2 separate regions of the Homo sapiens genome follow, and region 1 is linked to region 2. Evidence: chromatin loops called from intact Hi-C (ENCODE). Cell type or tissue: PC-9. All regions are shown on one strand. Each heading gives the region's core, and the rest is flanking DNA. Links, peaks and the distances in the headings are about the cores only. Region 1 holds the start of LOC124904159 (a long non-coding RNA gene). Region 2 overlaps SCMH1-DT (SCMH1 divergent transcript).

What was found. A loop is a pair of places that touch in the nucleus more often than their neighbours do. Peaks named below come from ENCODE experiments on the same cell type or tissue, not always from the same donor. Only the 100,000 strongest peaks of a DNase experiment are listed, where the experiment ranks them.
Region 1: a loop joins it to region 2, with 2.1 times the contacts of the local background. A loop is called at or near these places in 4 of 110 quality-filtered maps.

The regions. Positions count from the first base shown.
Region 1 is chr1:41,318,017-41,326,963 of GRCh38, reverse strand. LOC124904159 (a long non-coding RNA gene) reads right to left here and starts at 4,114. Exons shown (of 2, transcript XR_007066027.1): 1 at 857-4,114. RefSeq lists an enhancer at 4,524-4,783. In PC-9, for the core only: CTCF peaks have their summits at 3,721 and 3,922 (motif pointing left); DNase peaks (open chromatin) are centred at 1,003 and 3,883.
Region 2 is chr1:41,263,357-41,272,303 of GRCh38, reverse strand. SCMH1-DT (SCMH1 divergent transcript) reads right to left here. Exons shown (of 3, transcript NR_186015.1): 3 at 7,746-7,903. It also overlaps the pseudogene RPL36AP9. Among named protein-coding and RNA genes, the nearest start is that of SCMH1-DT, 25 kb to the right of the region's middle. RefSeq lists an enhancer at 3,793-4,087. In PC-9, for the core only: CTCF peaks have their summits at 3,768 and 3,969 (motif pointing left); a DNase peak (open chromatin) is centred at 3,963.

The DNA of each region.
Region 1 (8,947 bases), core at 457-8,456, 54 kb before region 2:
CGTGGCTCACTGCAGCCTCAACTTCCCAGCTTAAGCATTCACCCCACCTCAGCTTCTCAAGCAGCTTGAACTACAGGCTGCGCCACCACAGCTGACTAATTTCTATGTTTTGCAGAGATGGGGTCTCACTATGTTGCCCTGGCTGCTCTCAAACTCCTGGGCTCAAATGATCAGCCTCAGCCTCCCAAAGTGCTGGGATTACAGGCATGAGCCACTGCACCTGGCACCCTCTTGGCTCTGAATATCATCTACACATTGACTTTAAAATATAAATCCCCAGTCCTGATCTCTTCCCAGGATCCAAACCTATATATTCAACTGCCTCCTTAACACCTCTCCATATGGCCTCATGGGTCTCCCAGACTTAGTACATATGAAACAGAGACTTGATTCCTCTCGCCCCAAACCATTCCTCTACCAGTTGTTCCATCTCAGTAAGTCACACACCATCATGGCCTAGTTGCTCAAGTTGACCAGCCTGGCCAACATGGTGGCACCCCATCTCAACTAAAAACATAGTGGGCATGGTGGTGCACACCTGTAGTCCCAGCTACCTAGCTGAGGCAGGAGAATCGCTTGAACCCAGCAGGCGGAGGTTGTGGTGAGCTGAGATCATACCTCTGCACTCCAGTTTGGGTGACAGAGTGAGATTCCGTCTCAAAAATAAATAAATAAATAAAATGAAATAAAATAAAAAATAAAGAAGAAGAAGAAGTGCCCTTTCAAAGTAAAGTTGTAAGAAGCTTTGAAGCTTCTTCCCAGGCCTCTTGTAATACTCATACTTGGAGATCCAAGCTGCTATGTAGGAAATCCAACCACCCTGAGGCCGCCATGCTGTGAGGGAACCTAAGCTCACCGAGAGGCCACCTGGAGAGGAGAGAAAGATGCCTACTCAGCCTCCAATTGTTACATATCACAGACACCTTTGAGTCACCCCGGCTGAGGCCCCAGACACCGTGGGGCATAGATTAGCCATCTCCACTGTGGTCTGTCCAAATTCCTGACCCTAGAATCATGAGATATAATAACAACAAATTATTGTTTTAAGCCACTACTTATCAGCATAGTTAGCTATGGAGAACTAAATAATTCAGCAGGAGGATTACTCTGGGCTCGTAAAATTAGTTGGGGTATGTTCTCTCGTATATTTTCTGAGAGTTTGTGTATGATTGGTATCATTTATTCCTTAAATATTTGATAGAATTTACCAGTGAAACCATCTGGGTGGGAAATTTTTATATTATAAATTCAATTTCTTTAATAGATATCGTTTTCCAGATTTTCTATTTTCTTTTATGGAATAATCTTCATAAATGCCAATAAATTATATCACTCCCCTTATGAAAGCCCTCAGTGGCTTCCCTCTGCACAAAAAATAAAACCAAAGTCCCTTCCACAACCTATAAGGCTCTTTATGATCTACCTCCTACCTACTTTTCTGATCTCACCTGGAATCACATTTCTAATATTTACAGGGCTGATTCCTTAATATCATTTATTCATTCATCCATTCATTCAGTTTGTTAGTTATTAAGTTAGTTAGTTAGAGATGGGGTCTTGCTCTGTCACCCAGGCTGGAATGTAGTTGCACAATCATAGCTCACTGCAGCCTCAAACTCCTGGGCTCAAGCAATCCTCCTGCCTCAGCCTCCCAAAATGCTGGGACTTAATATCATTTACATTTCAGTCCAGGTGTCACCTCTTTAGGGAAGTCTTTTAGGCCAAGTCAAAATTACCCCCTCAATTGATCTGTTTCATATTATCTATTTAAAAAATTTTATTTCACTTATCATTATCTGACTTTATCTTTATTCTTAGTTAACTCATCTATTATCGCTATGTGTTCACCACACCTTTTAGAATTTCAGGTCCATGTAGGCAGGGACCTTGCTGGTCTTACTCATGGCTGTGTGCTAGGAGCCTAAAACATATGGCCATAGATGGCAGTAACTACATATTTGCTGAATCGTTGGCTTGTTGTGCTGGCCCCCAGCCCTGTGCTCTTCTGTGATCAGTCCCCAGACATGGTTAGCATCAGGTAAAGGAACGGGTAGAGTTTCCAGTGGCCACACCTCCACAGTTTTTTTTGTTTTTTTTTTTCTCCTACCAGTGTCTGACTTCAGCCTGGCTCTCTTTCCCATCACCAGCAGTCAGGAGGCATCTTCAAGGCCATTTAGGAGAAGAGATCCAAGTGTAGCACCTGGACACAAAGCTGTGGCTACTCATTCTAGTTCAGAAGCCTCTGAGTCCATGAGTGTCTTTGAATAAATCACTTCCCCTCTGTCTCTCACCTGACACATTGTAGATGCTCAATCATTCTCCAGTAAAGATCACTTTACTGTGAGATGGACCCACATTTATATAGTTCTAACTTACCCCAATACCCTTGTTATAGATGAGGAAACTGAGGCACAGAGAGGCTAAGTAGCTCCACCAATGCCACAGAGTAAAAAACTGGAAGTGCTGGAGCTCATAGATTTCCCCCTCAATTTATGATCCCACCAACAAGGGCATCAATTTCAGAAATTAACAGCTGCAAATGATGGCATCAAACCGGACGCCGCAGCAGCCGTCCGAAGTGCATCTCCAATTCAGGTTTATCTTCATTAAGCAAGTAATTCATTACCGGGCAGTAAGCATTCACATCAGAGCGAGAATATTAAAAAAGTAATTATATTTTTTCACAGTGCAGCTTTCTGGGTAAATTGTATGCAAATTGCTGTCTAAATCAGGCTGGCAGATCCCGGGCAGGTCTCGGCACCATTTGGGGGAAAATTTGGGAGGTTGGACTAGTCACTCTCTGCCCACTTTAGTGAGTGTCCAGCACAGAGTCTGGCATTGAGACAGAGAAGGTTTAAAAATAATAGCTTCTATTATTTCTTAACTCCATCAAGCCTTGGTTTCCCCATCTGTAAAATGGGGCTTCTCCTAGGACTCAATAAGGGAGTGGAGAGGACAGTCTCCAGCACAGGACCTGCCCGGCATGGATATGGGAGGCAGATGACTTGGGAAATGGCAAGACAACTTCAAGGAGGAACACAGGGTTGTATCAATGAAGCACTGATACCTATGCCCAGAGAGAGGGTCAGGATAGCTGCTGGGGTAGGGCAGGGGGTGCTGGGGTAGGGCAGCGGGCGCTGGTGAGGGACCAGGAGGCCTGACTTTCTTCTCATCCTGACTCAGCCACTAAGTCATGTGTGACCCTAAGTTCTCTGGGCTATGCTTAATGCCCAGCCGTCTTTAACAAGGATAATTACCCACCAGGTGCACAGAACCATCACTGCTCCCAGGTCACACTGACCTCTAACCTGTAGGAACTAGAAGGCCCATGCTGGAAAAGAGGGGCTTGAAGAGCAAAGGCATCAATCCTCTCAGTTTACTGATGGGAAAAAGAAGCCCAGAGAAAGGCATCAGAGACTCAGAGTCACACGCCAGGTAAGTGATGGAGTCAGAACCAGAAACCCAGGCCAGAGCAGCTCCAACATGCACTGTCAGTACCCGTCTTGCAATGGGCACTTACGGCCTGTGTTGGAAGCTGTTGCACATGTTGGAACATGTTGCACATGTGGCTTTATCTCAGGGTTGGGAAGTGATCCCGGGCTTGGGTCTGAGAGAGGTTATTTCCCAACTGAACCTTAGTTTCTCCACTTGTCAAATGAGGCAGTTGGGAGAGACATCGCTATGGACCCCTCCCATGAGACTTACTAGGTAGGATTTTTAATGACATCCTTTCCCTTCCCCCAGGGCAAAAACTCTGAGGAGAGCCAGGACTGCCCAGAGAAATAGGGGCAGAAGCGCTGGGCCTGGCTGAGGGCATCTTTGTGCCAGTTCCCAGCCTTCCTTGCCCACACACTGGCCACCAGCGGCGGTGATGGTTTAGGAAGATGCACAGTGCCCCCTTGTGATGGGGGCCACCTGCTACAGAGCTCCAACAGCCCAGGTCACAGGGCCAAGGCTACCCCAGAGGCCGTCTCCAACACACCCACACAAAGGTACAGCTCCAGCACACAGAGCTGTTGGGGGCTATGGCTATGTCTGGAGCTACAGTCACTAAAAGTCCAGCCAGGCGTGGTAGCTCACACCTGTAACCCCAGCACTTTGGGAAGTGGGCGGATCACCTGAGGTCGGGAGTTCAAGACCAGCCTGACCAACATGGAGAAACCCCATCTCTACTAAAAATACAAAATTAGCTGGGCGTGGTGGCACATGCCTGTAATCCCAGCTACTTAGGAGGCTGAGGCAGGAGAATCGCTTGAACCCGGGAGGCGGAGGTTGCAGTGAGCCAAGATCACACCATTGCACTCCAGCCTGGACAACAAGAGAGAAACTCCATCTCAAAAAAAAAAAAAAAAAGTCCAGCTCCATTCAGACTCACACTTGGGTTGGTACACACAGCTACACCCATGGGACACGAAGACAGGAACAGGTGTCCATACCAGCCTGGCCAGATATGGCTATACCTGACCACACGTTGACACACAGACACCCACAACACCCAGCCACAGTTAAGCCTTGGGTAGTCACCCAGCAGCGGCGCACCACACACACTGCATTACCCCATCACACCCAGACCCAGGCCCCTCTGGAAGAACAGGTGCCTCCTCTCTGACCCAGCTCTTGCTCACAAACCTTCACCTGTGCAGACCGTCAGTTCCTCATTCATGGGGCTACTAAAAAAGTCTTCCTGCCACCCGGGGACAGTCAGTTCCCAGGCTACACACAGAAGCACCTGCTTCTGTGCATGTCCAGACACATGTTGCGGCTGCTTCTATATCAGGGAGGCCCTTCTGTTCTCCTGTCTTGCTCAAGCATCACTTTCGAGCATCCAGTCCTGCAGGGGATTTTAGAGACCAATCAAGGCACAGCTCCTGCCTTCTCCCCACCTTGACATCTCTGAGACACAGCCCCAGCAGCAAGCAACCTCGGGCCTCACCAGTCAGGCCTCCTCCCACACCCTTCTCTGAGGCTGGGTTGGGGTGGGTTTAGGAATGAGCATGGGCTTGTGGAGCTTTCTTCAGGCTGTGAAACCTTCCCAGGCATTGGGAGTTTCCTTTCTGACTGGTCTTTCTTTAACTTATCTTTCTAGAAGAAATGCAAGGCTCCCCTGGAAGCCTTTCCTGACCATGCCTGGTAGCACCGGCCCCTGGGTACAGCCATGGTCAAGTTTGACCCAGGAGTCAGGAGAACCAGGTCGAAATCCTGGCTCCTATTCTAATTTCCTGGGTGACCCTGGGCCCATCTAGTCTTTTTTCTGGGCCTCAATTTCTTCTTCTGCACCATGGGGATGGGGCGGGAGGAGAGCACTAAACTGAGCTTGAAAGGACCCTCCGGTCTTATATTTCTCAAACTGTACTTTCCCCAAAGACCAGGACTGGTGACTGAGGCGCCAGAGCCAGACCCCACTCCCTGGTCACCTGCTCTGATGCTTTCCCCCCACCCTGGGCTGCTGACCACAGACACCCCTGGCAAAGGCAGAGCAGAGCAGTGGAAGGGGCAGCGTCATCGGAATCAGGGACAGCTGCGGGCATGCTGTGCTGCTTGAGGACAGGGTCTGGACCTGCAACTTCTTCGGCAGGGCCTGGTGTGCAGGTGTCACTTAACAAACATTTGCTAAATTGAAACCAATTCACTCCTTCCTAGCTGTGTAGTCTTAAGCAGGCAATTTCGTGTCTCTGAGCTTCACTGTCCTCCAGTGTAAGAGAGAGATACCAGCTCACCCCCTGTTATCTGTAGTCATGAGGATTCCTCAAGACGCTGCATCCCTCCAGAAGGCACTGCTCTCGACCCAGCGGGAGCCCCGCCAACAAGTCTCTCTTCCTCCTTCCCCTTCAAGCCTGCGTTCTCACTTGGCTGGCAGAGAAGTGGGACTCCCTAGAGCCCACCGGCCTTGGGGAAGAAGAGCTTGCCACAGGAACGGATGGGAAGGCGGACAGAGGAGGGGCGCGTGTGCCAGCATCCTGGAAATGAGCTTGGCCGGGTGGCGGCAGCCTGCTTCTCACTCTTGCCACACCGAAGGCCCCATAAGGCTCTGAGCAGGCAGCTGGGGTGGGAGGAAAAGAGGGAGGCAAACCCCTTCACCCACAGATACATGCAATCCTAGCCCCAGAGGTAGGGAGTCACCAAGTGCCCACCAAGGGAAAAGATCTGCTCTGTAGCAACCCCTCAGTCCTTCCCAGAGACATTTGCTCAGTGCCTTTTAAAGCTGTGCATTCCCTGGCCAGGGAGCCCTCTCTCTGCTGAGCTAAGCCTGCTCCCAGGCTGCCTGAGTACATCTGCTCCTTCTGCTCACGACAGCCCAGGACATGCAGACCAGCCAGGTGTCCTGCCCTGGCCTCCACCTCCTAGTCCTCTGCAGGCCAGACAGCAGTGCAGCTGTTACTTCTACCACATGGGTCTGAATCCCTCTCACCCGCTCCGACATGTCCCTGTGTATCTAGGCACATGCACACAGGTACACACACACATGCACTCCTACGGGGCCCCCAGGATCCAGTCCATCCCGGAAGGGCGCAGCCACCCTCCCCTGCACAGGGGCTGCTCCCCCTCCTCTCCTGAGTCTCCACTACTGCAGGACTGCCTTGGAAGACAGAGAGCAGGGGAAGGTAGGGGGCCCTGGAAGGACACGTCTCCCACTGAGAGCCCTTCCTCTTCCCCACCCCCTGCCTTCTGCCACTTTCCTATGTCAGGGCCATGCTGATGACACCAGAGAATCCATCAAATGCCACCCCCATGTCAGGTCATGTCACAACATAATTAAAGCATTAGATCTTTGTGATGAAGCCGTTGCCATCAATTCTGAGAGTGACTGATCCAATCTACAGAAAGGGAAAATTTCTCTCCGCCTGCCACAACTGCCACAGCTGGCTTCCCCTCCCTGAGAAGGGAGACGGTGGTGCTTGTTCTATTTAGGGCTCCAGACCTCAGTCTGGGAGGCAGGAACTGAGCCATGTGGGGGGAGGGCCGGCCTTGGGGTGTGTGCCCGTCCTGCCTCTGGGCCACTGGGGAACAGCAGTGCCTGGAGGCCTGGGACTCCTTCAGGCCCAGTCACTGAGCCACTCTGTGACTTTGGGAAAGGCCCTCCCCACCTCTGGATTTCAGTGACCTCTTCTGTAAATGAAAAATGAGGAGGGGGAGGTATGAAGGGTGGGAGGAATATGACTTGGTCTTTAATGACCATGGAGGTCAAAGCTTCAGGAGCATGGGGCCAGGTGGCTCAGGTTCTGATCCCAACTAACTGTGCAGCTGTGGTCAAGTGAGTTCTCTTTTCTCCTTCCCCTCACCCACAGGAGGGGAAATTATTCCTGCCTCACAGGGATCTGGGGGAAATTAAAGGAGACAGGGAATGTGAAAGCCTAACAGAAAAGAAATACCCCACCCTCTTGGCATCCCCAGCCCCATGACCTTCAGCTCCTGGCAGGCTCTTGAGCCCCAGATATTGGCCAAGGGCCTAGAGATTTAGGCCTGGCTGTTTTTTTTTTTTTTTTTTTTTTTTCCTCAGGACTACTAAGTGTGGACACAAAAATACTGGATCTGCAGTGACAGAGGACAGATAGAAGAGATAGCATGGGTAGGAACAGAAGAGTTGTCTGTGTCACTTCTGAGCTGATGTCACCATCAGGAGGTCTAGTGTTGTAGGAACAGGAGCCAGGCCTATGGGAATGAGAGGTCAGGGCTGACCCAGGAGAAAGGGAAAAGCACTGGGCCAAGACCGTCAGTCTGTGGCTGGCACGGCAGGTGAGAACAGGGCAAGTGGCAGAGCCTCCAATCTGAGGCTGTTGAGGGGAGATGAAGACAAAGGCAGAAGCAGGGAGACAAGAGTGGGGCCACAGCAGTGACCCAGACAAGAGATCATAGTGGCTTGGACTGAGTTTCCTGAGGAGTTGAGAGGTAACTCCTAGGTCTTTGGTGAGAGTCACTGAAGAGTTACCATTTATGGAGCTGCCACTTGTCAAGTTTGAGTCGACTATGGGAGAAAAAGGTTAGGGGTGGAAATCCAGGGTTTGGTTAAAGTCTGAGATACCTTATAGCCATCCAGGTGGAAATGAGCAAACCAATGGATGCGCAGTCTGGAGCTCAGGGCAGAGGTGTGTGCTGAGGAAATGCACCTGAGACTTGAGAGTCACTGGCAGAGAGAGAGTCCTTCAACCATGAGCTTGGAGGAGATCCCCTGGGAAGTGAGGGTAGGCCAAGAGAAGAGGGATAAGGACTGAACCTGTGGCACCGACTGCAACATTAAGAAGGAGGGAGCTGAGGAGGAACCAACAGTAGAGGCTGAGAGGGTTTGGTCAGGAAGGGAAGAGAAAAACCAGGCCAGTGCGGTGCCCTAGTTGAAAGGGTTCAGGGAGGAGGTGATCATCTGCCTTAAGGATAATGACAGCTCAGGTAAGATGAAGATTTAGAACTGGCTGATAATGACGAGGAGTAAATATTTGTTGAATGAACAAACAGAATAAACTGAAAATCCATCAACAGAACTGGGGCGTTAGATGGAATCTGGAATGGGACCTGGCCACATGGGTAGAGAATAAGGTGATCCCAGTTCAGCAACAGCCAAGGGGCCTTGGGGTCCAGCATCCAGGGCCAGGTTGGGTCCCCTAACCCCCTCCAGCCTCAGGCCAGGAAGGATCAGTCCTGGGAACTAGGGAGGAGACCCACTGCTGGTGAGTCAGATAATGATGGCTGTAGAGGGAGGTGGGCCTCAGAGACCAGTGGAGCCTGAAGGTTGAGTCTAGACCACAGCTACAGAGTCAAGAGGCAGAATTCAACTGTCACAAAGCCTGCTGAGATGTGTTCTGTGCCAGGTACTGTGAGAAGCATAGAAGGGAGACTCCAAAGGCATAAAACAAGGTCTTTCCCAGAGAGACTCCTGTCTAATGGGGGAAAGACACAGAGGATGGGGAAGTGGAACACACGATAATGGTATCTGCCATCCTTGTAAGATTCCTTT
Region 2 (8,947 bases), core at 294-8,293:
ATATAAAAAGATAGATTCAAAACAGGAATAGCCATGCTCAAAATCAGAATCAACATTTTTGTGGATCAGAATTTCAATAGAAACACAAGGGGCTACATAATGTGGAAGCCAGGGGTCTGGCACCAGAAGCAGGGGAAGCAGCCAGGAGTTTGACTCCCTCACTGCCTGAGGGGCTAAATGAGACCCTTGTGAGGCCAGGGCCAAATCTCATGATGCTGGTTCAGTGACTGGACATGTGAAATTCCCACCACCATTACAGGATGAAAGCCTTGAGTCAGCAGCCTAAAACCTGGCTCTAGACAGGGTCCCAGGAGTGTGGGGAGAAGCTATCAACCCACTAAGCAGAGTGAGTATGTACAGAAAAATAAATCCCACTTTAAAAAAGCCTGCAAACTAAAATTCCAAAACACATGACGAAAATGAATGCAGATGTAGACAGTCAACAAAACTAATAATTGGCAGAATGAATCCACTACAGACAAAAGTGAAATAATAGAATTATCTGAAAACAATTTCAAAATAAATATGTTTAGACTCTTCAAATAAAGTCAGGAATAACATCCATACATACAAAAGAATAATAAATTATAAATTAAAAACAAGCAGAAACTAAATAAAGCCATTTAGAAACACTGGGAATGAGAAACATAGTTGTTGAACTAAACTGGAGAGAAAGAATAAATCTAGATTAGACATGGTAGAAGATAGGATTAATTATTTGGAAGCAAATGAATTGTGCATTTCACCTACGTTGCAACAAGAGATAAATGATAGGAAAGAGCATTGTAGAAGTTAGAGGAGGTTGGAATACAGCAGACAAGTTGCAGACACTGTTAATGCCCAGCCCACATTCCCTTGGCTGACCCCAGCAGTCACCTGAAGATGGGCTCTGTACACGAAGACAGCTTCCTACATCTCTGCCTAAGTGTTTCTGGCCACAGGAGCATGCTCAAGCTTGCACAAGGACAGGTGGACTCCTGGGGGAGTTAGTTCCAACAAAGACCCTCAACCAAGAGGGGCATTATTAGTTCATGATAAATACTCCAGCTTCCTTTCCCATTGGTAGGACAACTATGTGGTCTGTTTCACATAGTCTCCCACAGGCCCCACACCAGGGCTGAGCCTCCGTTGGCCACCAGCAGCAAACTGCTCATGTTCAAATCTTTTACTGGCTTTTCTCCTTTCCTTGCCTCACATCTCCACTTCTTCACTGCACTTCCCAAATTAACTACTAGCATCCAAATCCTTCTCTTGGGTCCTGCTTTTGGGATACCCAAACTAAGACAGCAAAATAACCATGGCTCAAGCAAAATACAAGTCCATTTCTCTCTCATGGAATGGTCCAGCACTAGGAAGTTTAAAGCTAAGAGGGCAGTTTCGGCCGGGCGCAGTGGCTCACGGCTATAATCCCAGCACTTTGGGAGGCAGAGGTGGGCGGATCACAAGGTCAGGAGATTGAGACCATCCTGGTTAACACGGTTCACCCTGTCTCTACTAAAAAAAAAAAAATACAAAAAATTAGCCGGGCGCGGTGGCGGGCCCCTGTAATCCCAGCTACTTGGGAGGCTGAGGCAGGAGAATGGTGTGAACCCAGGAGGCGGAGCCTGCAGTGAGCCGAGACGGCACCACTGCACTCCAGCCTTGGGGACAGAGTGAGACTCCGTCTCAAAAAAAAAAAAAAAAAAAAAAGCTAAGAGGGCAGTCTCATAAAAGCCATCAAAACCCAGGCTCCTTCTATCTGACTTCTACCCTATAGTCCAAGATGGCTGCACCAACTCCAGCCACCTCGTGTATTTTTCAGATAGCAGGAAGAAGGCACAAAGAATAGCACACTCCCCTGCTTAAAAGACATTACAAGGAGGTTCCACAAGACTCCTGCTTATACTCATTGTTCAGAACTCAGTTATATGCCCGAATGTAGCTAAGTGGAAGACTCAGAAATTTTTTTTTTTTTTGAGACAGAGTTTTACTCTTGTTGCCCAGGCAGGAGTGCAGTGACGCAGTCTCAGCTCACTGCAACCTCCGCTTCCTGGGTTCAAGTGATTCTCCTGCCTCAGCCTCCCAAGTAGCTGGGATTACAGGCACCCACCACCACACCCAGCTAATTTTTGTATTTTTAGTAGAGAGGGGGTTTCACCATGTTGGCCAGGCTGGTTTCAAACTCCTAACCTCAGATGATCTGCCCACCTCAGCCTCCCAAAGTGCTGGGATTACAGGCATGAGCCACCACGCCCAGCCAAGAAATGTCATTTTTAACCCAAGTAGGCATGTGCCTAGCTGAAAGTTAGAGATTCTATTACTAAGGAAAAAGTGGAATAGACACTGGGAGACAACTGGCATTCTATAGAATGCCAAGCAGTTACGAAACACAGAGTAGAGACTGACAGACTGTTATGTAGGAGTTCCAGAACAGAGGGAGTGCAGGAGAAGCAAGATTACAGAAATAAGGACTGAGAATTGTCCAGAATGAGAGAAAGACATTGCTTAGATTCAAAATGCGCACTCAGTGCTGAACAGAACAAATAAATTTACACCTAGACCCAGTGTAGTGAGACGATAGCACATCAAGAATAAAGAGAAAACATCAAGGCTATTGCAGTAAAAAAAGGCATTACATGTAGAGGAAAAGTAATTACTCATTTATCAACCAGCAAATATGTATTAAGTGCTTTCTTTGAGTCAGGTCTGTTCTAGGGATGGCCATCCAGTCCTGACCTAGACAAATAAGTTTAAATGTCTATCATTTATTATTAAATAGAGATTGAGGCCCTTAGAGAAAAAATACAGCAGAGCAAGGAATAAAAGTGATGGAGGGTGGGAGTGGGTAGGATGTCTTAGGGAAGATGCTCAGGGGAGGCCTCTCTGTAACATTTGAGCTGAGACCTGAATGAAGTGACGCAGCAAGTTATGCACATTTTTGGGGAAGAGCATCCCAAACAGAGGAAAGCAAGTGCCAAGGCCCCGAGGTGGAAATGTACTTGTTATGTTCAAGAAACAGCAAGAAGGCCAGTGATCCAGCAGAGTGAACAGGGGTAGCAGAATAAGCGGGTTGTCTGGAGAAGGCGTCTGAGGCCAGATCTTATGTGTGGAGCCTTGGTGCAGCAGTGCGTTGGTGTCAACTCAGACTGGCTCTGTCTCGATTCTTTACATCCCTTCTCAACTCTGAGCTCAGTGATGTTACCTTGGAAGCTTGAAATTGGCCATGGAGGGAGAATATGCACCACAATTAGCAAATGCTACATATCAGGGCTCTCTGCCTCTGAGAACTGGTTGTTACCAGCACAGCACCGCTCATAGCTGTGGTGAGAAATTCAGACATTGTTCAAATTGGAATCAGAAGCATTGGAGTGTTTTGAACGGCAAAAAGGCAGAATACTGCCACTTGGTTTCCTTCTCACAAGATCACTGTAGAGAACAGAGCCTAGGGTGCAAGAATGGAAGCAGGGAAATGGATTAGGAGGTTGTTGGAGTGGACTGGGTGAAAAAGGAATGGGGACAGTCTAGGAAGGCCATGAGGAGGAGGCAGTTTTAATCTGGTCTTCTATTTTCTGGTACGATCTCCCTTACATCCTGTTTAGCCTCTGTTGATAGACTGATTCCACTGGCTGGGAGGAGCATATTTTCCTGGAAAGAGCATGGGATTTAGAATCAGTGGGCCTGGATCTACTTCTCAATAGTATCCCTTGAGGAAATTATTTAACATCTTTTGAGTCACAGTGTCCTGTGTGTAAAACTGAATACCTGAAAAGGTGGCTGTGAAGACTAAATGAGATAAGGAGTGTAAAATTCCCATTTATCCTTTGGTGGGGCAGAGCGCCCTCATCCTCAGCCCACCAGGGTCCCTCATGTAGACTTCATGCCTAGAAGCAAAAAGAATGAAACTGCCAGGATCAGATTCCCCGGGGCTGGTCGCCGGTCTCTGCCTGTTCCCAGGTGGGCCACCAGCGCCACCTCGTGTCCAGTCTGGGTTCTTGCAGGCCAGCCTTTCCCTGGATGATTTCTTGATCCTGAATCACCTCCATTGCCAGATGGAGCCAACAGTGCATGAAGTGTCCTAACATTCATCGTCTGACCTGCCAACAAAGCATGCTCTCTGCTCTCCTCTGATCCTCCTCTGCATGTCAGTCTCACCTCCACATCCAGATTGTAGAGGGCACACGGCCTGTGTCTTCAGCGTCCATTCCTTTTACTTGAGTAATTACTTTGTGCCACTCATTCTGACATAATCCTTAAGGCAATTATATCCTTATTCCTTTTCTGGAGAAACTGAGGCCAAGACATAGAAAGTGACTTGCTTAAGGTCACTGGGCAAGCAATTGAGGTAAGATTTGATTCCAGGACTTCTCAATGTAAACCCAAGGTTTTTTTCCACAAAAACATCCAGCACAATGTGGGTACCCAGAAGATGCTCAGTGGATCATTTCATTTTTTAGGCTTTTTAAAAGAAGTGAGCAAAAATAACTGAACAGGAGCCAGGGGACCCACCCTCAGGACTCAGATTCAAGCTCTGTCTTTTACAACTTGCTGAATAACCTTGGCTGGATCTGGGTCACTCTGTGGCCTTCAGTACCGCATGAGGAAAGGAAAGGGATTAGACTAGGTGATCCCAAAGTTTCCCTCAGGTCCTGATGTTCAACAATTGCAAAGTTGAGGAGAGGGCTCTAGAAAGGGGTTAAGATTGTGGGCTCTGAGGCCACTGCTTGGGTGAGTCCAGGCTTCACAATAGCTATGAGGCCTTCAGCAAGTTATTTATCTCAGCCTCCGTTTCCTTGTCTGGAAAATGAGGATGATGAGAGTAATCATCTGTACCTCATAGTGTTGCTCAGTTATCTACTAGACCCTCTTAAAACTGTGCTTGGTACATGGTAGGTAATACATTTGTGTTCATTTTTCAAAAATATTGATTCTGGCTGGGCGTGGTGGCTCACTCCTGTAATCCCAGCACTTTGGGAGGCCAAAGAGGACAGATAACTTGAGGTCAAGAGTTCAAGACCAGCCTGATCAATATGGTGAAACCCCGCCCCTACTAAAAATACAAAAATTAACTGGGTGTGGTGGCACGCACCTGTGGTCCCAGCTACTTGGGAGGCTGAGGCATGAGCTCACTTGAACCCAGGAGGCGGAGGTTGCACTGAGCTGAGATCACACCACTGCACTCCAGCCTGGGTGACAGAGTGAGACTCTGTCTCAAAAAATAAATAAACAAATAAATAAATAAAAATAAAAATTCTACCTGCTACCTAATTCTATTTGTTTCAGGTAACATAAAAGTCTTGTGCATTACAAGGTTGGCCACTGGTTAATTCCTGCAAGCTCCTGGACAGTCATGCATCTAGCCACAGATAAGGTCATGTGTTTGATTCCACATAGTATCATCTGGATTACAACATAAATAAAACCTGAAAGTCTTAAGCCAAAATGAGGATCAAAGACCATTGTGTTCTCCTAAATTCCATCATTCAAGATATCCTGGAAATTTCTAAGACTTGGATCCTAAACCAGGCCACTCTGAGCCTCAGTTTTCTCACTTGCAAAACTGGGAATTGGACTGGCTATTTATGAAAGCTGCTATTATGGGCCCGGCACTGTGATAAGCTTTCACACAGCGAAATCAGAGTATAGTGTGCACTGACAAAGGGACAAGGGACCCCTGCCCTCTGATTTGGGTCACTGTACTTCAGGAACTGAGGTTGGGCAGTGGAATGGTGCATCCTCTCTATCCTGTTCCTTGGGATATCTTCCTAAACGGGTAAGTGGGGAGCCTGGAGACCTTGCTAGGTGATGGGACAAATCCCTTCTCCTCTGAGAATCACAGGCCTCTAGGGCAGCCCAGCCCAGCCCAGCCCAGCAGGACTTTCTAGGGTGATGGAGGTATTCAATATCTGTGCTGTCCAATATTGCAGCCACTAGTCACCAGTAGCTTCTGAGCACTGGAAACATGGCTAGTGCAATTGAGGAACAGAATTTTAAATGTATTTACTTTTAGTTAATTTAAATTTACATAGACCGTTGTGGCTACTGGCTATTCTATCGGATAGAGCAGCTCTGAGATATTTGGCTTTGAGAGCATCCTCCTGGAGAGATGAGGTAATTGAGACACAATTGGACTGAGTGGTTTGCTTAAAGGTTTTCAGTGACTCTGTGACAGAATTGAAACCAGAACCTAGGTCCTTCTTATTCCATAACAGGCCTTTTTCCTCACATCACTGCTAGATGTGGAGACATCTAACATTGCTCTACAATAGCACCACACTTTTCTACAGGTAAGTAGTTAACCTTGACTGCAATGCTCTTCCTACCCACAACCATGCTCTTTCTGCTGGGTAAACTCCTACCCATCCTCAAGACCCAATTCAAACATCATGACCTTCTCCCCATTCCTGGCAGTTCCTTGCTCCCTTCCTGTCCTCCTGCAGCATTTTGTCTGGTTAGCTGTCGGAGCACTTACAATGTAATTGTCAATTTATTTATCTCCCCAACTTGACTAGAATTCCCTAAAAGCACAGATGGTTTTTTATTCTTCCTATCTCCAGAACGCAGCACAGGAGTCTGGTCAACAAACGTGTGGAATCAACATACTAAATATACTACAATGTACAGACTCCAAATAAAAGCAGACCTATCCCAGAAGATAAGGGAAGTGTACCAACCAATCAGAATGCCTGGGTTCTGTTTATCATCATGCTAAATTGCTGTGTGACTATGGGTATATTGTGTCCCCTCTTTGGACCTGAGGGGGTTGGACTGTGCCATTTCTAAGTAGGGCAAGCCCCAGCCCCTCTACACTAATGACCCCAAGGGAGTCCTGGCTCAGCAATTTGGGCAGGATGAGATGGAGCCTCTGGGGGAGGTTACTGGGTATGGTGGTGGGCGATGGCCAGCACACTGTGGCCGGCACAGAAGCAGCTGCTTGCTGGACTCAGAGCTGCCAGACATGCAGCTATGTCAGCAGCAAATTCCTAGGCCACTGGGCCGGGAGAGTCCAGGGCCCCCAGAAACAGTAGAGGAAGGACTGAAAGAGCAGCTCAGAGGCCGGGCGTGGTGGCTCATGTCTGTAATCCCAGCACTTTGGGAGGCCGAGGCAGGTGGATTGCCTGAGATCAAGAGTTCGAGACCAGCCTGGCTAACATGGTGAAACCCTGTCTCTACTAAAAATACAAAAAATTAGCCAGGCGTGGGGGCACACACCTGTAGTCCCAGCTACTCGGGAGGCTGAGGGAGGAGAATCACTTGAACCCGGGAGGCGGAGGTTGCAGTGAGCCGAGATTGCACCACTGCACTCCAGCCTGGGCAACAGAGCGAGACTCCGTCTCAAAAAAAAAAAAAAAAAAGCAGCTCAGATAGGAACCAAGGGAGGAAGGGAAAAGCAAGGAACCAGCACATCAGAAAGAAGAAAAAGACAGAAAAACACAACAAAGGTAGTTATAGCACTCCCACAAACATGGTGAACGTTCCTAAAACTCACCAGACTTTCTATAAGAATTGTAGCAAGCACCAACCCCACAAAGTGACACAATATAAGAAGGGCAAGGGTCTTCTGTATGCCCGGGGAAGGCAGCATTATGACAGGAAGCAGTATGGCTACTAGGCCAACTTTTCAGGGAAAAGACTGAAATTACAAAGAACATTGTGCAGAGGCTTGGGTGTTTTGAGCCCAACTGCAGATCTAAGAGAATGCTGGCAGGCTATTAGGAGATGCAGGCCTTTTCAACTGGGAGGATGTCAGAAGAGAAAGGGCCAAGTGATCCAGTTCTAAGCTTCATCTTTTATTATGAAGACAATACACCCTTGAGGTTATGTTCACTTCATTTGGTTGTAGCTGGTCTTTTAGGAGGGAATAGACTAAAGCCATCAACAAAATTCCCCTTTTGGGGAAATTTATGCTTTGTGGTTCTTCTGGGAACTAAGGAAAAAAAGAGAAAAACACAACAAAATAGTGACTGGAAAATCCACTTCTGGTTAGACTCCCATTCATTCGTGCATTTTACTCATGCATTCAACAAATATTTATTCACAGATTTCCTGAGTTCAGGGGCTCTTAGGTCGTTGGAAGCAGAAACTGAGGGCCGAGGTGGGGAATGACTTGTACAGGTCACATGAGTTACTGCCCGCCTTCTCACCTATGCCAAACCACAGTGCCAGTGGAAAGTCAGCCTTGTGTAGCCAGTGTGCCTGGCCGGCGGGCCCACACTCACCTTCAGTTGTCAAGGCCTTGGGAAGGGCCAAGAAATGGCACTCTCTTCCAGAGAACAAAAGAGGGCTTAGGGCCTTCTGTGGCCTCCTTAGGGACTCATTCCTCATGGAGTGGCTTAATAGAGTGAGCCCTGGACTTGGAGCTGGACAGTTCTGGATTCAAGTCCCCAGAGACTTCCTTTTTCTTCCAGTTGGATGAATTTGGAAAGTCATCTCTCAGAGTCAGCTTCCTCATCCATAAAATGGAGATAACAATCCCTCACAGAGTTGCTGTGAGGTTTAAATGAGATAATATGTGTGACTGTGGTAAAAGTCATCAGTAAAGGTTTTGCAAATGAATAAGACAAGAAAGAAAACAGCAGCCCCATCAGCATCAGCAGTGTCCTGGCTTGGCACTCACAGCAAGGCCCTGGCATTCTCCTGCTGAACATAAGCATGTTCCCAGAACACTGACACCAGGCAAAGCCTCTATAATCATAAGACAGGCAGCAAGACCAAAAAAAGATCACTCCACACCATGTCTGAATACAGAGAAAAACCTGGCCAGGCGTGGTGGCTCACGTATGTAATCCCAGCACTTTGGGAAGCCGAAGTAGGGGGATCACTTGAGGTCAGGAGTTCAAGAACAGCCTGGCCAACATGGTGAAACCCCATCTCTACTAAAAATACAAAAATTAGCCGGGTGTGGTGGTGGATGCCTATAATCCCAGTTATTTGGGAGGCTGAGGCAGGAGAATCACTTGAACCCAGGAGG